Regions from separate parts of the Homo sapiens genome. Here region 2 is linked to region 1. The links are chromatin contacts, found by Hi-C or POLR2A ChIA-PET in ENCODE. All regions are on one chromosome and are shown on one strand. The core of a region is the stretch at or near the end of the contact, and the rest is flanking DNA. Distances in the headings are between cores, read along the strand shown.

Region 1 (3,768 bases), core at 506-3,005:
TTATATTTATATATATTTTTATATATAAATATATATTTTATATTTATATATATTTTTATATATAAATATATATTTTATATTTATATATATTTTTATATATAAATATATATTTTATATTTATATATATTTTTATATATAAATATATATTTTATATTTATATATATTTTTATATATAAATATATATTTTATATTTATATATATTTTTATATATAAATATATATTTTATATTTATATATATTTTTATATATAAATATATATTTTATATTTATATATATTTTTATATATAAATATATATTTTATATTTATATATATTTTTATATATAAATATATATTTTATATTTATATATATTTTTATATCTAAATATATATTTTATATTTATATATATTTTTATATCTAAATATATATTTTATATTTATATATATTTTTATATATATATATATTTTATATTTATATATATTTATATATATATATATTTTATATTTATATATATTTTTATATATAAATATATATTTTATATTTATATATATTTTTATATATAAATATATATTTTATATTTATATATATTTTTATATATAAATATATATTTTATATATATTTTTTTATATATAAATATATATTTTATATATATTTTTTTATATATAAATATATATTTTATATTTATATATATTTTATATATAAAAATATATATATTTTTATATAATATAAAATATTTTTTATTATAATAATAATAAACACCTTCCCCAGAGACAACCTGGAAAGCCTGCTCCAGGTGAGGTCAAAGGAGGACAATGTCCTCTCGTGCCCGAAGTGCTGCCGGCTGTTCAGCAGGAAGACCTGGAGAGGCAGACCCCCTGGGAACCAACTTCCCACTGCGCTACTCTTTCCCTTCTGCCTGGCACAGGGAGTGCCGGGGGCTGGTCTAGGATGATTCACCTGCCTTCAGGCCATCCATGTTAGATATTCCCATAAGCCACTGAGCTCAGACTTTTGAAAGACAATTTCAGCCAGGCGCGGTGGCTCACACCTATGATCCCAGCACTTTGGGAGGCCGAGGCGGGCAGATCACCTGAGGTCAGGAGTTCGAGACCAGCCTGGCCAAAGTGGTGAAACCTTGTCTCTACTAAAAATACAAAAATTAGCCAGGCGCGGTGGTGCATGCCTGTAATCCCACCTACGTGAGAGGCTGAGGCAGGAGAATTGCTTGAACCTGGGAGGTGGTGGTTGCAGTGAGTTGAGATGGCACCATTGCACTCCAGCCTGGGTGACAAGAGCAAAACTCCGTCTTGAAAAAAACAAAGGAAGGAAGGAAAGAAAAGAAAAGAAAGTTTCAAAGCCCTTGGTCCTTGCTTCAGATCTGCTTATCTTCTGGGAATTTCCAGCGTCCTTTGCTTGGGGGTGCCTGCAGCTGACTATGACTCCATTAATATAGGGTGGATTCACCCCTGAGATGTCCCAGGGCCAAGCCTCTCACTTCAGGCTTTGTTCATGAGGGTTTCAGTTTGTAGTGTGGGGAAGATATTTTGTTCCTGGGTATCTACAGCAAGCCTTCTGAAATGTGTGTAACAGTCCAGAACAGTCACTGTCAGTCTCTGCTGCCAAGCTTGTCGGTGCCTCGTGTCAGCGCTGACTCACCCAAAGGCCGGTGCAAATCATCATCATCACGACTCTGAGGCTTCTGCCAAACAAATCATAGGCTGCTTGCTCTTCGGGGAAGAATCGTAATTCTGATTGCAGCTGGCCATTCATCAGGTGCTGGGAATCTGCCTAATCTTGTCTGTTGGCCTAGGATATGCCAGCTCCACGCATCTGATGATGACTTTCCCATCCCACACCTCGTCGCAGCCCTCCTCCACATTCCTCAGTCCAGTCTTACCCTTGGAGCGATCAGAACATTCCAACCTCATCTCATAATGGCAGTTCATTCCAGTGTGACTCAACAATTTCCAACAAAGCCTTGAAAAATACTCCCGGAATATTAGGGATTCATGGAGTCACTGAATCATAACAAGGTTAATTGCCAGGGTTGTTGAAATCACCCTGTGTAGCTCTCTCCCCACTGCCAGATGGACAACTGAGGCATGGAGAAGCTTATTGGCTTGCCAAGGATCTTACAGCAAACAACTCCTAAACAGAACTAGAATGCAGAATATACAGAACCTATAGAAATATACAAGCATCAAAGAAGTAGAGGTATTCTGAGGATAATGACAACTAATTGCAAATTCTGATTAAGTATTTTGGAGCTCCTGCCTACATATAATAAGCAGCTGGCCTCTATGTGTTCTTAATTACAGCTGTTGGAATTGGAGTTATATGTGAAACAAGTACTCTATTTTAATATTTCAAGCTCAGACATAGTGAATGGCGGGAGAGGGTGGAAACCCCTTCCCTGGGGGACTGAAGGTAGAGTGGGGCCATCTGGGGTGGTTGGGCTGCTGTGTGGGGAGCAGCCTCTGACTCTGTGCAATTTATGTGACAGCCCCAGAGCTTCGGGCTCTGTGACTACACGTGCCAATTGCCTGCAGGAGCAGGTCCCTGCACAGAGCATAAAATGCTCTCCTGAAGCATCTTTTTAAAGTGCCCACATACCAGGTCCCAAGGACTGCCGCTGGGAAGTAAGCAGCAGGCGCTCATGAATTTCTAATAGAGGAAAAATGATTTTCATGCAACATCCTTGAGAAATCAAAGCATGTGAGAATCATCAAGATAGGTAAAAATTTGAATATCAGCATATTTATCTCTTCAGGGGATTTTTGAACAATTTCTCTGATGTTTCAAGTTCAGCAAAATACATACTTCTGAGGTCCTCTTTGCATTGATTTTAGGTATCTTAGGGGAAATGTATTCTCCCACTAATAATCTACCAGAAAGCAGCTCTGAGCGTTTCTTTCTAGTAACTCCTGGGGTCCTGAGACTTGGGACTTGGACTCAGCGGTCTGCATTCAGGTCGAGTTCAGTCATTGGGATGGAAGTGATACAGTCCCCCTTGGGAGCGATACCAAAGTGCTTACCGAGCACTTGCTTCAAGCTGAGATGACTGAACTCTCCTCCCCTCTCCTGCCCCTTCCTCTGATATCCTAAATAAAGGGAGAGAGTTCACAGCTCCTGGACAGTATTCGCAGAACATGTACTGCACCCTTTCCTCAGGATGTATTTAGTGAATCCTAATCTTGAGAAAGACTGACTCCCTGAACTTTAAGGTTAGAAATAATTAGACAAGAAAATCCCTTCTCTGGATTTCTTGTAACTGTCAAAAATGATGAGTAGTGGAAAAATGGCTTCAGGTCATACTTCTCGCTCTCCCTGAACCTTTGCACTGTATTGTGTATAAAAAGAATATAATGTCCCTGTGTCATGATAGGGTGAATGTTGCTATTTCTGCCTTTTGACTGTTCATTATCATTTGCTATCATAAGCCAAGGGCCTGATAGATAGCTGCAGAAACCTAAATAAATGCAATAATTACTCAGGACTGTTCAACCCACTCATCCTCTCATTCACCTCTCCTGTACTACAGAAAATACCTCCTTTTGTCTTGGCAAACACAATTTGGAAAAATGGTTTAAGCCCTGGCAGCAATAGATAGCTAATTATATTCTATTTTGATTGCCTTAGAGGTTAGCCAGCCAGAAAGCAACATTTCATTTCCATGTTCTGAAGAATTTTAAGGCATCCCAGTTCCATTTTTTCTTTTTCTTTTCTTTATTATTTATGTAGTTCTAAATATACATAAGCATTATCTCTCTGCTTCACATGCAGTGCTCTGA
Region 2 (3,768 bases), core at 546-3,045, 270 kb after region 1:
ACTTCACAAAGGGTTCAGATACTCACATTGTGTCCAAGAGACTCAGCAATTGGGAATCTTGCCAGTTAGATTCATAAAGCAATCCGAAAGCCAGAATGCAATTTCTTTAGGGGTGGTTTCTAGATGTTTATTCTAGATATTTTTAAAAGATTTTGTTTATTTTTGATGTGAAGAAAGAAAATTATTATAGAATCTAGAAATAAATATTGGCTTTAAAAGTATTAATTTGCCTTGTCCTTTGTAATTGTGATCCGAAATATCTCACAATAATTTTGTTTCAGTGTTATTTTCTTCTCAGGAGGAAAGGAATGTTAAAACCTTACTAGCAACTAACACTTGATAAAGATTTAAACTATATAACAATTTTAAAGAAAGTCTAAAACACCAGATAGTCTTGAAACCTCGCATGCTTCACCGTTTAATAAAATTATGACTCATTTTAGTAAGAACATGCTTTTTTAGTAAGAAAAAATGCTTTCTGAGCTAAGTTTGAACTGCTGGGGCACATGGGACACCCACAAACCCAGTCAGCAGAAGTCTCAAACTCCTAAAAGATTAAAGGAAAAATACATTAGTGTGTACAGAGAATGAAAAAAAAATCCCCAATGGTTCTAATCTATAAACGGAAGTAAAACTAAAACTCCCCTAAAATCCCCCCAGTCATCAATCCTTATAAATTCAGCACTTATCTTCTTCCTTTACTTCTGGAGACCCTCATTAAACAACACGAAAGCCTTTGCTGACTTTTATCTCGTAAAATAGAGCCCTCAAATGACACTAAGCAGGGATACCGACCTCCAAAATCACAAACTGTTTTACTTCTAAAACCATGCATGCAAACGTGGGGTTTCCTGAGTTCTGCTAGGGGCGGGCTGTCTGGACCCCCGTGTATTTTTTTTTTTTTTTTTTTTTTTTTTTTTTTTTTGCAGGTGTGCAATCCAGGGTGCGCGCTCTGTGCAGGGAGGGGAGCAAAGGTGTGCGGTGGGCACCGCCTGGGCCGGGCGGGGCGGGGTGGGTGGGGCCCGGGTGTGTGCTGGGGTGAGAGTGAAGGACATGTGACAATACGACGGTGGCGGCTGCAGGATCCGGGAGGGGAGTGAAAGCTCCGCTGGGGCGCTCCATTAGTGAGCGGTGATGGTTGCCGCCCACTTGTATTGAAGCGTCCTTTGTCACTAACAAGTTAAATTAGAGATGTTATTTATTTAAGAAGAAGGAAAAAAAACCCTAGCCAAACAGCCTATGAATACATATGCTCACATCCCCTACTCCTCCAACTCCTAATTTCCCCGTCTCCAGAGGGCACAGTTGTAAACCTTGACGAAAATCCAATCTTCTGTGCGGGAATTTCCCCCCACCGCTTGCCGCCCCCGCGACAGTGAGTGGGAGCTGGAGGAGCTCTGGTCCCGCTGCCCGGGAGCACGCGGAGCCGGGCGACCGCGGTGCGGCAGCCAGGGAGGAGGGGAGGCGGCGGGACTGGGCGCGGGTCGGCGCCGCCGCGACCCGGGAGCGGGGTTTGCTCAGGAAAAGGCGCCGTCGCGGCCCCCGGCCACCCCTCCCTGGCCCCGGGCTCCCTGCCCGCGCGCCTCCCGGGCCTCGCGGCGCGCTAGGCGCACCGCGGCGGCGCGAGCGCCGAATGGGAGCGGCGACCCGGCCAGCCCGGCAGCCCCGCGGGCGGCAGCCAGGGCGACCGCGGAGGCGGCGGGCAGGGCGCGTGCGCACTGCAGGGGCGCCAGATTTGGCGGGAGGGGGAGTGTCCAAAGCTCTTTGTTTGATGGCATCTCTGTTTACAGAGTTTACACTTTAATATCAACCTGTTTCCTCCTCCTCCTTCTCCTCCTCCTCCGTGACCTCCTCCTCCTCTTTCTCCTGAGAAACTTCGCCCCAGCGGTGCGGAGCGCCGCTGCGCAGCCGGGGAGGGACGCAGGCAGGCGGCGGGCAGCGGGAGGCGGCAGCCCGGTGCGGTCCCCGCGGCTCTCGGCGGAGCCCCGCGCCCGCCGCGCCATGGCCCGAAGACCCCGGCACAGGTAACGGGGAGCCGGGCGGGCGGCCGAGGGCGGGGGCGCGCGGGGGCGCGCGGGGCGCCAGGCTCCCGGGAGCAGGTGGGAATTCGTTCCGGGATCATCTGAGGGGCTGTCAGACCCTCCGAGGACCTGGAGCCCCTGCCTCGGCAGCAGAAGCCGCTCCAGAGACTGATGAATGGAAGAGTCTTTGCGGGAAATGTATCCGGACGTTGGGAAGCACGCCCTGCGGCTCATTTTGCAAGTTGCATGGGGATACATTTTTCTTTAGGGGGAAAAAGAAAGCACGTTCCAGCCGAGGGCAGAGCGGTGCCCACCAGCCCCGGGGAGCCCACCAGGTGCCTGGCTTGATGCCGCGGGTGTCGGCGAGGGATCCGCAGCGTAATTGCTGGATGCATTGAGATATGTTTGGACTTGGAAGTGCAGAGCATATGGCAGATACAGGGAAAATGCTGGATTGTTTAGTAGCTGCAGGTAGTTCATTTAAATTTCATTCATTCTTTATGGAGGCGAGGACCAGTGTCAGCTGACAGGCGGCTGAAAAGCAGATTTTAGGGGGATAAAGGGGTCTCTACTTTTGCAAATTGTCTTAAGACCTGGTTTTGGAGGTTCGAATCATTTTTCTCTGAAAGGCTTTTACTTCCACTGCAAACATTGCACGCGCACCCACACGCGCCGCCGTCGCACATGTCACTGCACTTAGGGAGGCTCGCCGGGAAGATGGGTGCAGTCCCTTCACATTTTTGGCCGGACAGATGGGAAGAGGGAGAGGAGGAGGAGGAGGGAAATCCTCGTCCGAACTGTCAGTTGCTCGTTCCCCAGTCTCCACCGGCCTCTGGACTTTCCCAGCAGCACACGCCGGGGCTCCCTGCGAGCGGCGGGTGCCAGGGCTAGCTCGGCAGCCGTCGCAGTCGCCACTCGGCTCAAGGGGACAGAGGCCGGCAGCACCCAAGGCCGCTGCCGCGCAACCGGGACGCGATCCCCGCGGGCTCTGCCCCCAGGCGAAAGGTCCCTGCGCGGCGCGCACACGTGGATGCGGCTGAGGTCGCCGCGCCTTCTCGCACCCTCCTTCAGCCGCCTTAGGTCGCCCCGGCCGAGGCGCGGTGACCGGACAGACCCTCGCGAAGGAGTTCTAAGGCGAAGTCCATGGAGGCAAAGCAAATCCATTCGCCTTTCCTTAGATTGTTTGATTTTCTCCTACTGGTTTGTTGTTGAGCCTGCGGGCGCTGGTCCCCGCGCGGCGCTGGGAAGTTGCAAAGAGCGTGGGTGGAGACCCTGCAGCAGCACCCGCGGGCTGGGCTGGGCGGGGAGCAGCGCCGGGGCTTGGTTGGGCTCTGGGGACGAGAGGGCGACTTGGGGGAGCTCCGGGCTCCCTATGCCTACTCCGGAGCCTGGCCGCGCAGGACGGTGTGCTGCCCCTCGAGGGCTCCACTTTTCGCCTTTAGGACTTCACAGGACAGCTACCGGGGTCATCTGTTTTTTTTTTTTTTTTTTTTTTCGAGAGCTGAAACTGGCAGCAGGAGGAGGGAGTCGGGCAGGGGTGCTGGGAGGAGGCGCGGCAGCGGCTCCGCGCCCCGAGGTCTCGGCCGCCCCCGCGGGGCGGGGCCGCGCAGGTTCCCTGAGGCTCCAGGTAGCCCAGAGGGGAGGCGGCTGGGAGGGGCGGGAGCCTTGAACCTGCCTCAGGGGAAGAGAAACCCGACTGCGGGCTCGGAGCCGTTTCTTGCAAGGGCGAGCGTCAACTCGGCAGGGA

Evidence for each region. Hi-C counts contacts between places; a loop is a spot of excess contacts on that map. ChIA-PET counts read pairs that join two places held with the same protein, here RNA polymerase II (POLR2A). Pooled maps may share reads with other maps.
Region 2: a loop to region 1 is called in a pooled map, with 3 times the contacts of the local background. The contact joins the promoter of MYB here to the enhancer-like site in region 1. A Hi-C loop is called at or near these places in 1 of 50 pooled maps. POLR2A ChIA-PET finds 5 or more read pairs at or near these places in 4 of 52 experiments (WTC11, activated CD4-positive, alpha-beta T cell, activated T-cell and 1 more).

Annotation. Positions count from the first base shown.
Region 1 is chr6:134,907,441-134,911,208 of GRCh38, forward strand. No RefSeq gene overlaps it. Among named protein-coding and RNA genes, the nearest start is that of ALDH8A1, 41 kb to the right of the region's middle. Within about 2 kb of position 1,756, at least 19 of the 41 ENCODE cell types and tissues checked have a DNase peak (open chromatin) inside an H3K27ac peak, as active enhancers do.
Region 2 is chr6:135,179,513-135,183,280 of GRCh38, forward strand. It overlaps MYB (MYB proto-oncogene, transcription factor), which reads left to right and starts at 1,796. Exons shown (of 16, transcript NM_001130173.2): 1 at 1,796-2,024. The coding sequence starts at 2,002. RefSeq lists silencers at 915-1,024, 1,465-1,514, 1,585-1,804, 1,865-1,914, 2,964-3,043 and 2 more.